Linked DNA regions of Homo sapiens: region 2 is linked to region 1. A link is an interaction called in ENCODE POLR2A ChIA-PET data of the cell type or tissue named here. Cell type or tissue: PC-9. All regions are shown on one strand. Links, peaks and the distances in the headings refer to the core of each region. The heading gives the core; the rest is flanking DNA.

Region 1 (8,589 bases), core at 590-8,589:
CAGACACCACACACAGGCACACGCATGTCAGCAAGCACGTGGGAAGCTGTGGCAGAACCCGGCCGGTGGCCTGGGCCTGACCACGGCCTGTCTGGTGCAGGGCACCAGGGTGTTAGGGTCCCCATGCTTCCTCAGGGGGTGGGCATGACAGGCAGGTCGCTGGTGACAAGGCAGTGGACGTCACTTGGGGAAGGATGGCGGGAGAGGGCTGGACAGGCCCCCGCTGCCCACCGCCTGGCGCATGCAAACACACTTAAAGCACTTCTCGGAGGCTTCTCGGAGAATCAAGGCGAAGCGCTCGTCTCCTTCCCTAGGAAGGTGCCAATTCTTCCTCCCGCCCCACTCTCTCCAGAGCCCCGAGACCCTCAGGGTGTTCTGGCTGGGGGTGCTAAGCAGCGGTGTCTCCGACCCCCAGAGCCTTCCCTGCCCATGATCCCACGGCATGCCCGGCAGGGGGTGGGCCTGTGAGGTAGATTGGCACAGCTGCCCCCACACCCTGCCTGGCTGGGCCCCAGAGATCTGGGGTTCTCCAAGTCAGCATGGGGTGCTGGGGGCCTGCCCGGGTCCCTTCACCAGAACAGAAGCTCCCCACCCCCTCTCCCATTTCAGTAGATGGAAGACGCAGAGGAGGAAAAGGCCCTGGGGAGGGGTCCCCTCGTGCCTCCAATTAGCCCCTTGGGTCCCACTCTGTGGGGGCAGCCCTGATTCTATCTCTTCTGCCGTCTCCCAGCCTGGGAAGGGGCTGGCAGGGGGCCCCAGGGGCGGTGCGGCCTGCTGGAGGAGGGCAGGGGTTCCCGGGTTGGGGGGACAGGGATGTGTGGAGGGCAGGCGGCAGGCACATGGGGCTGGGAGGGACCTAGGGCCAGGAGCTGGGCCTGGGGCAGTGCCGGAGCAGGCAGGGGGCAGTTAGGGGTGCAAGAGAGCCCAGGGATTGCCAGGGAGGGCCGGGCCGGGCAGGGAGCCAGCGCCGGTGTGGCGGCCTCGTGCAGAGTGGAAGGGAGCGGGGAGGGGCCGGGCCACCTCCATAAGACCCCTGAACTTGCTCCATTCACAGATATTTTTAGGTTTTTAGTAGTGGTCCCGTCAGACACAGGCAAGGATTCAGGCTCGGCCTCCCATGCGCCACCCTCGCCCACCACACTGGGGCCGGAGCAGGGCGGTCGGCTGCAGCCCCCGCTACTTAAAGGTGGACTGCAGCTCCTTGAAGGCCGCTTTCCGCTGCTTCATCTCCTCCGCCTGCTTCTTCCTTTCCTCCTGCTCTGCCTTGATCTCCTCCTCGAAGCGGCTGGACACGTTGATGGCCTGGACCTGCGGGGGCATGGGGGTGAGGGGGTCAGGGCTGGATGGTGTATGTTGGGGGTTCTCTGTGCTACAGCTGCTTTTTCTTTTTTCTTTAATTTTTCTGAGACAAAGTCTCGCTCTGTCGCCCAGGCTGGAGTGCGATGGCGCAATCTTGGCTCACTGCAACCTCTGCCTTCCAGGTTCAAGCAATTCTCCTGCCTCAGCCTCTTGAGTAGCTGGGATTATGGGTGCCCTCCACCATGCCCGGCTAATTTTGGTGTTTTTAGTAGAGATGGGGTTTCACCATGTTGGCCATGTTAGCTGATCTCGAACTCCTGACCTCAGGTGATCCACCCGCCTCAGCCTCCCAAAGTGCTGGGATGACAGGTGTGAGCCACTGCGCCCGGCCTTATGACTGCTTTTCCTGGGGTCCCTTCTGGCTCAGGCTTCTGCTGAGTCCTGCCCAGCAACACAAACAGCTTGACCTCACCAGCTCTGGCCCTGGGTCAGGCACTTCATTCACCTTCCTGAGCCTCAGTTTCCTCACTTAGAACCTGGCACCCAATAACTCTGATCTTAGGGAGTTGTTGAGAGGATTGAAATAGAGAACCTATATTCTGTGGCTGCTGCAAAGCAAGGGCGCTCGAAGGGAGTCGCTCAAGCTGCTGCCATCCTGATCCTCTGCTTCCTGTCCGGGGAGCCCAGCGGCACACCCAGTTCCACTGATGAACCCTGAAAAGTTCCACCAATGCTCCGAAGCCCAGAGGGTGGTGGGAGGCAGTCTCTGGAAGGAATGTTCTTAGCAAGGAAAGAGAGAAACAAGGCGGGAGAGCTGGGGCCCCGGGTGGGCAGGACCCAGGAGCCACTAGATCACAGGTGTCTCCTCCATCTGAGAACCTGCTGAAAGGGGAGGGTGTCATGCATGCAGGTGGTCTCTGAGCCCGCAGGCTTCCTCCTAGGCTGGGGCTGGTGGGATTGGTGTCTACCGGGGACCCTGGAGAGCCAGTGCTGTGTTTCTGGGCCTGCCCTCCTAAGGCCCAGTCCTCTGTGTTAGCAGCTCTGTGTGCCAGGGCCAGGGCACCTCAAGGTAATCCCTGTCCCCTTTTCAAGAGTACACCCCCCTCACCCACCCCCTTGGCGGCTGCCAAGGATCTCAGCCAGGAGTGGGAGAAGACAGAAGACAGAGCGTGTGGGCCTGGCCCAGCCTGGCAGGGAGTCAGCTCCCATCTCTGTCTGCAGCCTCAGCAGGGACGGGAAGGGGACCTATTAACTTCGCACCAACCCAGGGTCCCCTTGTCCTGGAGCGTGGGTCAGGGCACCCCTTGGGCTCCTCACCTTGGCCTCAAAGAAGCTCTTGGCCCCCTTGACACCCTCACTGGAGACGTCGATCTCAGAGAGGCGGGCCAGCACGCACAGCCCGCTGTCCTCCTGAAGCTCCCCGGCCGCCGCCTTGCGGAAGATCAGGAGGAACTGCAGCGGGGAGGGAGGCGCGCGGTGTCAGGAAGGGAGGGAAGGAGGGGAGCCGGAGTCCCTGGCCGCACCCAGGCCCCAGCCTCAGGCCTCCCCTGCAGAGAAGGACTGGGGGGCAGTGAGCTGGGTCTCGCCCCTTGCTGCTCCCGTGAGCCCCTTCACTGGGCCTCTGCCCAACTGTACAATGGGAGGAGATATGACTCATCTGCCACCCAGGATGCTGGCCTACTGCAGCCCTGACCCGCCCACACCAGCTCCCGACGACACGGCCTCAGCCTACCTCTTACCTCTGTCTCCCGCTGTTGCCCAGTGAACCTACTCTGCGTTCCATGTATTGAGTCCTACAGGTGTCATGACAGAATGAGGGAGCCTCCATGACAGTAAAAGACACCCCAAGTCTCAGCGCCTGAACGTGTCAGAGGGATGGAACCCTGCTCTCGAACTCTAAGCTGTTACCCTGCACTGCCCACACCTCCCGCCCAGCCACTCGCACTCCCCCACCTGCCCCTGCCACCTCTCTCCTTCCCTGCATCCTTCATGCTTCCTGCCAGACCTCCTGGGCCCCAGTTGGGCCTCGAGTCCCCACACCTAACCCTGTGCTTCCTGGGGTCCATCCCTGTACTTCCTGGGGTCCAGTATCATCGCTGTCTGGCTTGGGCCTCCATTTCCTTCCCTGCGAAACCGGCTTGCCCCTAGCTCCTGTCTCGGAGTGAGATCCTGGGCGTGAAGTCACCCAGTGCCGTGGCCCTCTTCCTCTGCATCACAGCCCTGATTTCCTTCTGTGGTGTCTCCCCCTCTACACTTCCAGGAACCTTCGAGCACAGGGCCTTTCTCTACCCCAGAGCCTGCACAGGGTCAAGTATACAGAAATCGCTCAATATATGCTCCCTATGTGAAGGAAGGGCTGTCCCTCCCTCCTCTTCCTCCCCGAGAGGATCTCAGAACCCTCCCTGGTGCCTGCTGTAACAGGCCCTCTGAAGCCTCACTCAGCCAAGCAGCAGCTGCTCACAGCTGCTGTTCAATGGCAATGTCATTCATTCATTGACAAAGGGTGGGGGTTGGTCTCTCCCGGGCCACCAGGTCCTCAGGTGAAGCCCCTGGTAGGGGAGTGGGGCTGGGGGCCGGGCTTACCTCCCGGAAGCTCAGCTTGCTGTCAAAGTCCTCATCCACCTCCTTGATCATGTTTTTCAGGCCCAGGTGGGTCTGAGGGGCCCCAAGTTTCTCCATCATGAGTTTTAGCTCCATCAGGTCGATGAAGCCGTCCCGCCCGGCATCATACCTGCAGATGCAAAAAGAGAGGACATCTTGGCACTGGCTCAGTCAGAGAGGCCGCAGGCTTGAGTGCAAGGAGACTGGGGGATCAGAGGGCATCTCCTACCAACCATAAAATCCCGTCACTGTTGGAAGGGACCTCAGTCCAGGCAGAGGACCCATATGTGGCTCAGCTCCTGCTTGGTTACCTCTGATGACGGGGAACTCACCACAGGGCCTGGCAGCCTCCTGCATGTCGAATAGCGCTAACTTTTGGACAAGCCTGAGGCACAAGGAAGCTGAAATGACAGGCTCCGTGTGCTGAATGTGATGGCACAGACAGTGAGAAGGAATTCTCTGGGTTTTTTTTTTTTGAGATGGAGTCTCGCTCCGTTGCCCAGGCTCGAGTGCAGTGGCTCAATCTCGGCTCGCTGCAGCCTCCGCCTCCCGGGTTCAAGTGATTCTCCTGCCTCAGCCTCTTGAGTAGCTGGGACTACAGGCATGCACCACCACACCCAGCTAATTTTTGTGTTTTTAGTAGAGACAGTGTTTCACCATGCTGGCCAGGCTGGTCTTGAACTCCTGACCTCAAGTGATCCACCCACCTCGGCCTCCCAAAGTATGGGGATTACAGGCATGAGCCACCGTGCCTGGCCGAGAAGGAATTCTCAATACCACGGCAGGGTGGATCAGGCTCTGAGCTGAGCACTCACTCACCACCTCCATGACCAGCTGGCTTACTGGCATCTCCATGGGCACTTGGAGGACATCTCACCCCCACCCTAGATGGCAGAACCTTGCAGGCAAGGGCATGGTTTCTCAACCTCAGACCTTAAACAATCTGGACAGAACAAATCCTTGCCGTAGGGGCTGTCCTGTGCATTGTGGGATGTTTATAGTAGCATCCCTCCTGAGTTGTGACAGCTAAAAATGTCTCCCAGACATTGTCGAATGTCCCCAGCAGGATAAAAGCATTCTCCGCTGAGAAGCACTGGAATAGGGGATGTGACGTGGGTGTGGAAGGCGGCCTCTTTCCATGTGATAAATGACTCTTCTTACTCAGCACCCTCTGTACTGGGGGGTCTATTTCATGCCCCCCAGCTTGCCCTAGGTACTGGGAAGGAGGTTAAAAAGCACACAGTAGGTGCTCAAAAATGTGTAATGAAGAAATAAGACGTGAATAAATGAAGGGGTATCTAAGGCAGGGCCTCTGCCTTTGTCGAGGGCACAGAGCAGGACGGGGGCAGGAGGCAGGGCCAGGTGGCAGGAGGCAGCCTGGGTGTGTTCAGGGACGTGTGGTGCAGTGCCTGCAGGGAGTGGCGGAGATTGGCGGGGTGGTGGGGAAGCCGGGAACAAGCATCGGGCGATAGAGATGCCTCCCCTCTGCCCTGCACTCTCAGGTTCTCTTTTTTTCTACCACTAACAACCTGGCAGAGACAGGGGTGGGGTTGGGGGCAAGTCCCTCTTGACTGGCTTCTGTGTAGTAAGAGTCTAGGTGGCCTTTCTGCCTGTTGCCTGGCTGGGAAGGCACCACTGGTTCCTGGAGCACACAGCCTGGTGAAAGAGGGCGAGGCGCTGTTTGCCCAGCTGGGCTCTCTTATCAACCAAACACCTGCCCTACTGGTCTCTGGGAACAGCGTAGGAGGAAGACAAGATGGGGGCTGGGGAGAGTGATCCCAGAGTTGGTAACATGGGTTTTTCTTTTTTTTTTTTTTCTTTTTGAGACGGGGTGTTGCTCTGTTACCCAGGCGCGATCACAGCTTACTGCAGCCTCTACCTCCTGGGCTCAAGCGATCCTCCCGCCTCAGCCTCCCAAGTAGCTGGGACTGCAGGTGCATGCCACCATGACTGGCCAAGTTTTGTATTTTTTTTGTAGAGACGGGGTGTCAATATGTTGCCCAGGCTGGTCTCAAACTCCTGGGCTCAAGCAATCCTCCTACATCAGCCTCCCAGAGTGCTGGAATTACAGGCGTGCACCACTTTGCCCAGCCAAAATGGGTTTTTCTGCACCTAAAGAAGGCTTGTGCAGTCCCCCAGGCCTTGAACTGGCTGGGTGACAGTGCTGGTGACAGCAGCGCAACACAGGTGGATGTGTTCCAGAACCCTATGTCCCGGGCGCTTGAGCTTCTGCATGAATATGTCTCATTTCTGCACCTTCTTACGGGCTCCCCAGCTCCTTTCGCCTTCTCTAGTTAGGTGTACTTTGAACACCTAATAGCAACCATGTACTGAGATCTGTCTTTATGCTGGGAACTGCTTACTTTACTTAATTTTCCTAATAACCTTATTTTATGACCAAGGCTCAGAGAGGTTAAGTGACCCACCCACAGTCACACAGCAGTAAGGAAGGAGCTGGGCTTCCAGACTTGATCTGCTGGGCTCATAAACTTGCACATTTGCTCTGTACCCAGCCCCTCCCCAACGTGTCCTGGGGCTGCTGCAGAACACAGACGGCTGCCTGGAGCACAAGGGGAGCATTTGTGCGAGGGGTATAAATAGTTCACGAGCCAGTGAGTCAGTGGTTGAAAGTGACACAGCAAAGATGGGTCTTGGGAGCCCTGGAGGGAACACAGGGTCCTGCGGCTTCTGCCCCACTGATGGATGAGGGTTGGGGTGGAGGTGGATGGGCCAGCAGCCCCTGTGGGCAGTGGCCACCTCTGTGACAGTAGAAGGTGTGGGACTCAGAGGGTCAGGCAGGCCAAAGCTGCTGTGGTCCAGCCTCCACCTGGAGCTGGAGGGGTTCTGGGGGGCACAGCGGAGGCGCCTCCTGCCATCTCTGGTCCCTGTTTGCTGCCTGGTAGAGGGCTGGGCGGGCGCCACATGACCGTGGGGCTGTGCAGGAGCACCTGGTGAGGGACTCAGTCTTTCCTGAGCCAAGTCACGAGGACTCCCCTCCTCAGTGCCCCCCAGGAAAGCAAAGCCCTGCCGCTTTCTGACCCTGGGCTCCCAAGGTCAGCGATGACAGTCAGGCTCTGAAGCCAAATTGCCTGGGCTCCTCAGCCACAAAATGCAGCATCTCTTTTTATTTTTATTTTTTTGAGACGGAGTCTCGCTCTGTCGCCCAGGCTGGAGTGCAGTGGCGCAATCTTGGCTCACTGCAAGCTCTGCCTCCTGGGTTCACTCCATTCTCCTGCCTCAGCCTCCTGAGTAGCTGCGACTACAGGTGCCCGCCACCACGCTCGGCTAATTTTTTGTATTTTTAGTAGAGATGGGGTTTCACCGTGTTAGCCAGGATGGTTTCGATCTCCTGACCTCATGATCCGTCCGCCTCGGCCTCCCAAAGTGCTGAGATTACAGGTGTGAGCCACCGCACCTGGCCAAAATGCAGCATCTCTTAAGCTGGGGTGCATGTGCCCCCCAGGAGACATCTGGCAATGTCTAGAGGTGTTTTTGGTTGTCATACCTGGGGCGGCGGAGGTGGGGGGGATGCCAGTGGCATCTGGTGGGTGGAGGCCAGGGAAGCTCCTATAGCGCATAGGGTGGCCCCACCGCAAAGAATGACCTGGCCAGCTGGGCACGGTGGCTCACGCCTATAATCCCAGCGCTTTGGGAGGCTGAGGCAGGCAGATCATGAGGTCAGGAGATCAAGACCATCCTGGCCAACATGGTGAAACCCTGTCTCTATTAAAAATACACAAATTAGCTGGGCATGGTGGCAGGCACCTGTAATCCCTGCTACTTGGGAGGCTGAGGCAGGAGAATCACTTAAACACAGGAGGTGGAGGTTGCAATGAGCTGAGATGGCACCACTGCACTCCAGCCTGGGCGACAAAGCAAGACTCTGTCTCAAAAAAAAAAAAAAAAAAAAAAAAATGGAATGACCTGGCCCCAAGTGCCAGTGGAGCTGAGGCTGAGAACCCTGCTGCAATGGGGCCTCTCTCATGGGCCACTGTGAGGAACGACTGAGCCCATCCCTGTCAAGCACTCAGCACAGCTCCCAGCGCACAGAGCTAGCTGCATAAATGGCAGTCACCACCGCTAAAACAAGATTGAATCACCGTCACTAAACTCCCAACGCACCAGCACTTTCTCTTTACAATCCCTGTGCTCAGCAATCCTCCAGGTCCGGATTAGGTCAGGAGGGCTGTTGGTGAGGCCACAGGTCCCATAACCAGCAGGTCAGGGGTTCACGCCCCAGCCCCTGGGTCCCACGTGTCTCTCCCTGAGCCCCAGCTTTATTTATTGCTCAAGTGCATGGGTTTCTTCTGCAGCCAGGGGCAGCTCAGTTTCAGAGGAAGTGCAGATAAAGTGTCCAAACTTGGATGGAAACGTGGGCTGTGGATCCCTCTGTCTTTGGCAGCTCCCAGGCCTGGCTGGGCTGTGGCTCAAACCATGATTTGAACGGCCGCCTCTATCAATCAAAGGCCAATCAATTACTGGGGCTGGGCTCCATCCAGGGCAGGCTCTGGCCCCCAGGGGGACAATACAGGGGCTGGCTGCGGTGCCAAAGAGTCCATCACCAAGAGGAGGTGACGGGGGCTGCGAGAGGCCAGGTGCTGGGGTGGGCGGTGAAGCCCCCAGAGGTAGCCGTGGAGGAGGCCATTCCCAAGAGACTCCTGGAGAGTGGCCATCTGCCCTGTGCCCTGG
Region 2 (9,410 bases), core at 1-8,000, 620 kb before region 1:
ACTTGGCCACGTCTGTGGAGGTCACAACCTTGACCACCTCCTCCAGTGGCATGTCCTTGGCCAGTGTGGTGATGCTGTGGTTCATGAAGTGCTCCACCCTCACGCGGTGGGAACTGCAGGCAGAGGGGCTCCCATCAGGCCCCACAGTCAGGGATGTGAGACCCAGGCTGGCAGGGGGATCTGTGGGGAGCTTTGCTTGAACCGGGGACCCACGGCTCTGGAGTGTGGGCAGGGCCGGAGAGGTTCCTGGAATGAGGGACTCCTAGAACCCACGGTGAGAGGAAACCTGGGGACCACATCGCCGATGACCCAGTTGCGAATTCCCAGCCCCCTGGACCCCCGTGTCCCCCAGACCAGCTCCACTTTAGCCTGTTTTACCCAGCAGCCTTCCCTGGAGGATTTAATTTGAGTAAAAAGTATATGCGGCTGGGCACGGTGGCTCACGCCTGTAATCCCAGCACTTTGGGAGGCCAAGCCAGGTGGATCACTTGATGCCAGGAATTCAAGACTAGCCTGGCTGACGTGGTGAAACCCCGTCTCCACTAAAATTACAAAAATAATCTGGGCATGGTGGCACATGCCTGGTCTGAGCTACTTGGGAGGCTGAGGCAGAAGAATTGCTTGAACCTGGGAGGTTGAGGTTGCAGTGACTGAGATTGTGCCACTGCACTCCAGCCTGTGAAACAGAGTGAGATTCCATCTCAAAAAAAAAAAAGTATATGCCTCCCCCAGGGAAAAAAACTTGAAAGTCTGGAAACCACTGGGGTAAGCAGCCCCATTTTCCAGATAGGGAAACGGGTTCAGAGCAAGGCAGCAGCTTGCTTGTGTTTTCAGCGGGGCCTCAGACCCAGGGACTCTCAGAGCCTCTTTGGTCTGCTTTTCTGGTGCCAGAAGCTGCTCTGGTCCTATCTGGTTGAGTGAAGACCTCAAAGCCCATTTCCATTCTCGTTCCACCTCCTGCTCCCAAAGTCCCAGCAAGGACAGCAGGAGTGGGGAGAGGGGAGGAGACCTCTCGGATCTGGTGCTGACTCTCTGTGTCACCTGGAGCAAGACACGGCACCTCTCTGAGCCCCGGTTTCCTCAATCTGTACACGGGGCAATACTCATCCTCCTGCTGTGAAGCCCAGCTGACCCCTAGACAGACACTGAGGCCTCAAGGCCAAGGACTTGCCCAAGGTCACCCGGGGCACTGGGGAGAGTGGAGAACAGAGCACAGCTGTGTGTCAGCCCCCATGTCCGAGGTCAGCTACGGTGGCGTTTCTTTTTCGAGGTGCCCTTCACCCCAGCCCTTCCCAAACACTGTGACCCCCTTCAGTCAGCCTGAGGTGGGCACCACTCACCCGATGTTGCGGCCCAGAATCCGTGGCAGGTATGGCAGCTTCTTGACAATGACGGTGCCATCATAGAAGGAGGGCTGGCAGCTCTGTGCAATGGCGTTGGCTGCCAGCACCGCCATCAGCACGGGCAGTGCATGCACTATCTGGCCGGTCACCTCGAAGGCCAGCAGCGCCGTGGAGATGGTGTGGGTCACAGCCCCTGAGAAGGCTGCAGCCCCTGCAAGGGCAGAGTCAGGCAGGGCAGCTCAGGCCAGGGGCCAGCCTCATGTTAGGGCAAGGCTGGCACGGCTGCGACCAGGGGCTAAGGTGTGATTTGTAAGAGGCCACAGCCTGGGCACTGTGGGAAGTGCCCAGTGCCTGGGCTTGGTGAGAGGAGAGGGATAAGGGAGGCCGCAGGGCTGGGGACAGGAGCCACGAGGGAGTGATGGGCCCCGGGGAATGGTGGGGCTCAGGAGGGACAGACCCCCATGAGGGGTAGGGGGTTCACTGGAGGACTCAGTGACTGCTCCGTGCCCTGGGGAACCACCAGCCAATTCTCCAGGTCCAGCCCAGCCGCACGACATTGCCCACGCAGCAGGCCCCTGACCCACTCACCTGCCAGAGCATACCCCCCTGGCATGATGGGATTGGTGATCCCTCCAGCCACGATGCCCTCAGGGAAGATAAAAGAGAGAGTCTCCCCAAAGAGGCGCCCGATAGCAGCTCCTGGCCACAGACTTAGGGTGAGGGGGAGCCAGGCTGACCCGGCCCCCACAGCCCTCCATCCCTGAGGACCGTCCTCAGTACAACCTGGGGAGGGTGAACCAGGAGCCATGGTCCTGCCCCAAGAACCCCGAAACTCTCAGAACCTCAGGACCCCAGACTCACCATAGACAAAGATGGGCATGAAGTACCCGGCAGGCATGGGGATGGTGGTGGCCAGAATCAGCATCCAGAACTGTGGGAGTGGGGAGCCCAGGGCAGAGGTTAGAGGCTGCTGGGCAAGGCGTGGACAAGGGAGGACAGGACATGGGACAGGGGAGTGTCCTAGAGAGAAAGAGGGTGCCGGCCATGCACCCACTGCCAGAGTCTGGCATTAGGGGAGGGTCCTCACCCTGAGAAATGCCCACTGTATGCCCTGGCACTGTGCCAGGTACATTCCTTTCTTCCTCCTTAGCCTTCCCAGTAAACACCCCATTTTAAAGATGAGAAGACTGAGGCCCAGAGAGCTGAAGCCACTTGTCCAGGACCATGCAATGGGCAGGGGGCACATCAGGAAATGTGGGTGGAAGGCCTGGGCTCCATGCCACCAGCTGCGATGAGGTACCCCCCACCACCACCAGAGCTGGTCCCAGCTCTGTGCACACCTGGGGACCAGGGGGCCCACCTTCATAACCAGGAAGAAGGCAAGGGTCCCAAAGATGGTGAACCGCGGGTGGTACCATTCCCACCACAGGTGCTGGGGGTCGAGCTCCTCGGGCCAGGGTGGGCTGGAGTTCTGGGTCATCAGCGCCCAGGAGTGGTTGTCGAACAGCGAGTCCAGATGCTGCTTCATGGACAGCTGTGGCGGGGCAGGTGGGAACTGGACATGAGGGGCCCCCAGCGGCAGACCCCAGCCTCCCCCGCACCGCCTGACCCCGCCTGGAATCCTCCTCTGCCACTTCCCAGCGGGGGGCCTTGGGCAGGGCTCTGACCTCCCGAAGCTGTAGTATCATCTATAAAATAATGCTGAGGCATCTCCCTTATGGGGTATTGGGGGGATTAAGTGAGATACACGCAAAGGAGGCAACAAATAGGGCTTCCCCACTCCTGCCACCCCACTCAAGGCCCCTTACCCGAGAAGCTAGGAAGCGGCCGGCGCTGGGTGGGTAGGTGATGGAGGCGAGAACCAAGGTGGCCAGAGCGGAGTACACAGGCTTGCTGTGGGGGATGGGTGGGCTCTAGGGCTGGCCCTCCCTTTCCCACATCCCAAGGAGAGGGAAGCAGGGCCTAGCAAGGCAAGGACTGGGGAGGAAGAGCAGGAATGGGGGACATGGACTGGGCCAGCTCCAGGGGACAGAACCTGTGGGGTCAGCCCCACACTCCTGGGTATTTTTAGGGGTAGAGGCTGATAGGAGAATTGGGGCACAGGCAGGCTGGGAGGGAGGACAGAGTGGGGCCAGGCTAGGGCAGGGCTCATGCACCTGGGGCAGGAGGGCTTGGCCAATGCCATGGGCACACATGGTTTAAAGGGAGAGAGGGACCAACAGGGGGTTAAAGGTCAGTGAGGGGGTTGGGGTTCACTGAGGGGGTATAGACTCCAGGAGATATGGGGGTTAAATGGGGAGGTTTGAGGCCAGTAAGGTAGTCGGGCAGTGACTGTGGGGACTTGTAGGTGGTGTTAGGGGCTCCACATGTGGGGCATGGGCTAGGATGGGCTTTAGGGGCTCAGGTGGCGGGTAGAGCTTTCTACATAAGGTTGGGAGTACGGTGAGGGGGGAGCTCGCTGAGAGGTCCCCAGCCCTTAGCCCGGAGCCTACCTGGTGGCCAGCAGTTTGGAGCTGAACCTATTGTTCCTGATGAAGCCAAAGAAGATTCGCTGACAGAAGAGGTAAGCGCTGCCCAGGATGCCACAGAGACCCCTGGGGAGCATGGAGACATGAGCCCAGAGCCCGACCCCAGTACCAGGGGCCGCAGTCCAGGCCTTGGGGGGAATGCCTTTTGGACTCTCAGGGGCCCAAGGCACCCACTCACCCCAGCGCCACAAAAAAGAAGATCTCAGGCAGGTCGAAGGGAACGTCCACCCGGAAACTGGTCTTGTAGAGGGAGGTGATGGTCTCTGGGGAAGGAGGGCAGTGGGGAGCCAAGATGGCGCTCCCACCCGACCCAAACTCAAGTCCCAGACTAACAGCCCAGGGTGGAGGGGGTGCCAGGTCCTGACTCGGAATCTGTGTCCTGGCATTCCAGGCCCCCACAACCAGGCTCCTGCCTCCCTGCCCAGCCTCATCCCTTCTACCCTCAGGGCCCCTGCCCTTCTTGCTCAACACAGGTCAGCCCCCTCCATCCTCCCAGAAGGAGGTGGGAACAAGGAAGAGGAAAAAGAGGGAGAGAGAGGGAAAGGAAGAGCAAGGGGTGTACACAGGGGAGAAGGGAGGGCCCCCTCGCCCCGGCCCCCAGGCAGGGCCAGGGTCAGGCAGCCCAGGGGGCTCACCCTGCTCGCTGTTGAAGACCGCCAGGAGCCGGAACATGAAGGCCCCGCAGGTGGCCGCAAAGAAGCCCCTCCAGTAATCCCAGACAGAGAAGTGGGAAGACATGACCTCGATGCTGAACAGGACGCCTGGGGGCGACACTGATCTCAGGTGGGCCCTCCACCCCCACCCACCTGTGACTGTAGGACCCCCTCCCCATGTCACCTCCTCCCTGACCCATCTGTCCTGCTCTCCTGCAGCCCGGACAGGGACAGACAGGAGGGGAGGGCAGGGCATGCGCCCTGGGCGGGGAGGAGCCCGCTGCCCAGAGACCCGTCCAGCCTGGAATGCGGGTGTGCGCCCTCTCGCTATCGGGTGGGGACGGTTGCGATCTCCATTTTGTAGAGGAGGAAGCCGGGCTCAGAGAGGCCAACGGGCCAGGGTCATACGTGGATTTCAAACCCAAGTCTGTATAATGTTACACTGAAGCCTCTTAGCACCGCCAATCAAGTCACCCGCCCCCCCTCCCCCCGGTGGGGGGCGGTGGCTGTGCCCAAGGCGGGGCTGAAGTGAGAACTAGAATGAGCCCCACCCCCTCCTCCAGGCTCTCAGCTGGGCCGAAGGAGCCCAGGGTGTGAGGGGAGGAGCTTGAGGGACCCAGGGGGCGGGGCATGAAGGGGTCTCACCGCTGAAGGGAGCTGCAAAGACTGTGGCCACGCCCACTGCCGCCGCTGCCACCAGCATTTCGTTTTGCTTGCTCTTGTTCTGGGGGATCCGAGTCCAGGGCTCAGAGTCAGCCCCCTCCCTCCCCACTCCCATTTCTCCAAGGAAGCCCCCGAGTCCCTAACCTCAGGCTCCCCGATGGTCGTGGTGCGCACACGGCCCAGGTAGGCAGCCATCATCACAGACAGGTGCACGAAAGGGCCCTGCAGAGAGAAGGGTGGGCCCAGGGCCCAGGTGAGGGCAGCAGAGACGGTCTCACCCAGAGTCAGCACGGCTTCCCCCCAACACCCCCTCCTCCATCTCCCAAGCCCCCACGGCCGTCCTCAGATGGCTTTTGTCACACTCCGGGGACCTGGCCTGCCTCTTCCCCCAAGACTGAGTTCCTGGAAGGCAGGGACCAGCCCAAGTCCCCTCTGACGCAGCTTTCGTGGGGTGATGGGGGTGAGACTGGGGTGGCTGGGGTGGGTAGGGTGGTTGGGATGCCCTCACCCCTGCCCATACCACTTTCCCGAGGAAGAGGGTGCTGCCACAGGCCAGGGTGCAGGAGAGGCCCACCACTTTGGCCCCAAAGTTCTTGATATCCAGGTAGTCCTCCAAGACCACACCCGCCAACATGGTCTTCACCTCCGGGATTCCAGAACCTTGGCGGGGGTGGGCAGGGCCAGGAGGGGGACAATCTCTAGGTTAAAAATCTCAACACTCTACCTGTGTGATGTTTTCACATTACGATCTCGCCAGATCAGCAGAACCCTCTGAAGTTAGGATTATTTTCCTTTGGGGACAAGATCTTGCTCTGTTGGCCAGGCTGGAGTACAGTGGTAGGATCATAGCTTACAGCAGCCTCAGTTGCCAGGGCTCAAGTTATCCTCCTGCGTCAGCCTCCTGAATAGCTGGGACTATAGGTGGAGACCACTTCGCCCACCTTATTTTTCTAAAGAGATGGAGTCTAGCTATGTTGCCCGGGCTGCTCTAGAACTCCTGACCTCAAACGATCTGTCCACTTCCGCCTCCCAAAGTGCTGGGATTATAGGTATGAGCCAGTGTGCCCAGCTGGGTTAGGATTCCTTTGTTTGTTTGTTTGTTTGTTTGTTTGTTTGTTTCAGACAGGGGTCTCACTCTATCCCCCAGACTGGAGTACAGTGGTGCAAACACTGCTCAGTGCAGGATCAAATTCCCCAGGTCAAGCAGTCCTCCCGCCTCAGCCTCCTGAGTAGCTCGGACCACGGGCACATGCAATCATGCCCAGCTGATTTTTTTCTATTTGTTGTAGAGACAGGGTCTCCCTGTGTTGCCCAGGCTGGTCTCAAACTCTAGGCACAAGTGATCCTCCTGCCTCAGCCTCCTAAAGTGCTGGGATTACAGGCATGAGTCACTGCACCCAGCCTAGGGTAAGGTCCTTAAACTCATTTAGCAGATTTGGACACCGAGCATCACAGAGGGAATGTGAGTTGTTCACGTTCCTCCCGCCAGGCCTGGCAGAAGGCTGTGGCAGGATAGGGGAAGCCCGGATGAAATCTCAGGCCACCACTGAGTGAGCTTTGAGCTCCCCTCTGCTGGCCTGGAGCAGGAGGCAGGGCTGAGCGGCCTGGGGGAGCTGTGCCTCCTCCACTGGCCCCTCCCTGGCACTGGCCACTGGAACAGGCTTCGCAGAAGATCCTCCCACCAGGCCTCCCATCAAGTCCCAGCGGAGCCCCTGGAAAGCAGGTAGGGCCAGCAGTGACCCAAAAGTCAAGATCTGGCCTTCTTGCTGTGTCCCTTTGGGCAAGCCACATGACTCTTCCTGGGCCTTTGTCTGTGAAATGAGGCTGCCCCTTCCCGACTCCCCCCTGGGATCTGAGAAGGTTTTGGCCAGTGGGGACTGGCGTAGCGACTGTGGACTCACCTCCAGAGGAGGGTGTGATGCTCTGAGAGAAGCCTGAAGAGAAAGAGACGAGGGCCACAGGGTACACAGTCCAGGAGAGATACCGGAGCAGGTGGCTGTCCCCAATCTCCCTGTACAGCCACTGGTGCGCTGGGGACAGCCGGGTATCAGGGAGGCACCCACAGCCTCTGCAGCCCTCGGGGCCAGACGCTGTGGTGCCCACTTACTGACCAGGAAATGGAGTCACGAAGAGGGGAGGACCAGGCCACACAGTGAGGTGCAGACCCCCAAGAAGAGGCAGGAGTACGACCCTGGGTCCATATCCCAGGTTTACCACTGCCTAGCTGAGTGACCTTGGGCAAGCCACTCAGCCTCTCTGAGCCTCAGTTTCCCCATCTGCCAAGTGGGCTCGTGATGGGCTCTTCCTCACAGGCTCATTGAAGACTAAAGACGTTAAAGACTAAAGGGCCACTGAGAACTACATGACACAGGTGTGAAGCACCAAACACCGTAACACCATAGTAGGTGCTGCTTCTGGCAGCTGAGGGTCTCCAGAGAAAGTGTCTTAGACCCTTCCTGCCCACACCCCCTCTTCCAGGGAGGCCTCAGGGTGGAGGCAGGCTGCTGAGGGATGGGGTGGGATGGGGAGGAAGCACCAAGCTTAGTGTTATAGGGAAGTGCCCCCACTCTGCCCCAGGGCATGGAGGAGGGAAGGAGAAGAAACAGGGTGGCTGGAAGAGGAGGCAGAGAGCTCAGAGGAGGAAGAGCTCTTGGGAACATTCAGGCCTCTCTCCCTTGTGCAAATGAGATGACTGAGGCCCAGAGAGGGGCAGGAGCCTGCCCAGGATCACAGAGCAAGTCAGGAGTAAAGCCAGGACCAGATCCCCACCCAGAGCACCCCCCCCAACCTCCGCTGCACCTGGCGACATCCACCTGGCATCCCCAGAGAGAGCTCAGAATCCCTTGGCCCAGAGCAGCACCTGCCATGGAGGGGTTACCTCGGACCACACTCTCAACAGCCAAGTCCATGGCACAGCTGACCAGGGCCATGAGCACCCCGAGGGTCATCAGGAAGTACCAGTCCTCGCCCAGGCGGAAGAGCTTCTGCTTCAGCCACTCCAGGCCACCTGGGGCAGGGCATGGGGTCACGGCACAGGGTGGGGCAGGAGGCACAGACAGTCCCATCCTTGGAGGCCTGCTGGGCTTCAGGCAGAGAGGCTGGGGCAGGGGGATGGAGCTTGGTGGTATACTCTGGGGTAGTCCCGAGGGGGCCCTGCCTCACATAAGTGGCCGGGCAGGATTTGTGGGAGGTGACAGTGGTGACACAGTGGGTGCCAGGACTGCTGCCCCTACCAGAAAGCCGTTGACCTGCCGACCCTCCGCATCCCTGCCTGTACTGGGAGGTTCCTGGGGGACAGGGAGTATGGAGGGGGCTGGCAGCTACAGCTTTCACCTGCATCCCCGCAGAGTCCATAGCTTAGAGAGCACCAGGATCTAGCAGACTCCTGCGTGTCCCAGGACCTGTGGCGCCAGGTATCCTCTGGGTCCCCAGCAATGCTCCTGGCCCACTGGCTGCTAGCCCAGCCTGGGAGCTGGCCCTCACTGGCTGTGGGCACCAGCCCCTGGGGTTGCAGTCAGCCTCCTTCTGTGGTCCCTACTTGCTCTGCCCCGTAGCTGAGGGGACAGTCAGGTCTCAAAGTGAACAAAGCACATGGGGCTCCAAGGAAAGGTGCCAAGTGTAGGCTGCCCCAGCCCCTTGCTGTGGCCCCAGCTGTCCCAGCAGCTAACCCCCACGTCCCCTCATTGGCACAGGTAGGTGAGGGAGAGGCCTGGGTGGAAGATGGGCACAGTGACCAGGCCTTGGGCTGTATCTCCCGAAAGGCAGAGGGCAGATGCCCGGCCCATCTGACCCACAGACAGCTGGACAGACAGACCCCTTCCCTCCCTGCCACCCAGGAGACTTTGGGCAGTCATGTCCTGGACAAATGCCAGGAGGAGGGTGGTTCCTGGGCAGGGAGGTGGGGTGGGAGCTGGGCAGGAATGATGTCCTGAGTGGTCCTCCAGGGGGAAGGGAAGAGGACCTGGCTCTCACCTCGGATGCCTCGGCGGATGCGGGGACAGGGGCCCCACAGCTCCTGCAGAGTCACAGGGTTCCCTGAGGAGCCTTCACGCAGCCCCACAAACTCCTCCATCAGGCCCCTGGAGAAGCGGATAGAGGGAGGGACCGCGGTGAGCTGCTGCACGTCCTCGCACTGCCTCTAGGCCCTTCCAGTGCTCTCCCCACCCATGAAGAGGAAAGATTGTGCGTGTGTGTGTGTGTGTGTGTGTATGTGAAGTTATCAC

The links. ChIA-PET counts read pairs that join two places held together with the same protein. Peaks named below come from ENCODE experiments on the same cell type or tissue, not always from the same donor. Only the 100,000 strongest peaks of a DNase experiment are listed, where the experiment ranks them.
Region 2: POLR2A ChIA-PET joins it to region 1 with 18 read pairs; 2 of 35 experiments call an interaction of 5 or more read pairs at or near these places.

The regions. Positions count from the first base shown.
Region 1 is chr1:15,421,312-15,429,900 of GRCh38, reverse strand. EFHD2 (EF-hand domain family member D2) reads right to left here. Exons shown (of 4, transcript NM_024329.6): 2 at 3,883-4,030; 3 at 2,617-2,751; 4 at 1-1,308. The coding sequence ends at 1,177. Among named protein-coding and RNA genes, the nearest start is that of CTRC, 13 kb to the left of the region's middle. RefSeq lists enhancers at 2,042-2,940, 2,941-3,841. In PC-9, for the core only: no CTCF peak of the experiment used is centred there; a DNase peak (open chromatin) is centred at 5,580; H3K27ac peaks cover 1,642 bases.
Region 2 is chr1:16,044,342-16,053,751 of GRCh38, reverse strand. CLCNKB (chloride voltage-gated channel Kb) reads right to left here. Exons shown (of 20, transcript NM_000085.5): 2 at 9,160-9,266; 3 at 8,066-8,194; 4 at 7,089-7,217; 5 at 5,708-5,847; 6 at 5,332-5,409; 7 at 5,170-5,248; 8 at 4,507-4,632; 9 at 4,050-4,134; 10 at 3,836-3,937; 11 at 3,152-3,236; 12 at 2,704-2,877; 13 at 2,205-2,274; 14 at 1,932-2,042; 15 at 1,341-1,554; 1 more. The coding sequence starts at 9,259. Among named protein-coding and RNA genes, the nearest start is that of CLCNKB, 5.3 kb to the right of the region's middle. RefSeq lists enhancers at 2,399-3,300, 3,301-4,204, 4,205-5,107, 5,108-6,011. In PC-9, for the core only: no CTCF peak of the experiment used is centred there; no DNase peak of the experiment used is centred there; H3K4me3 peaks cover 586 bases; H3K27ac peaks cover 509 bases.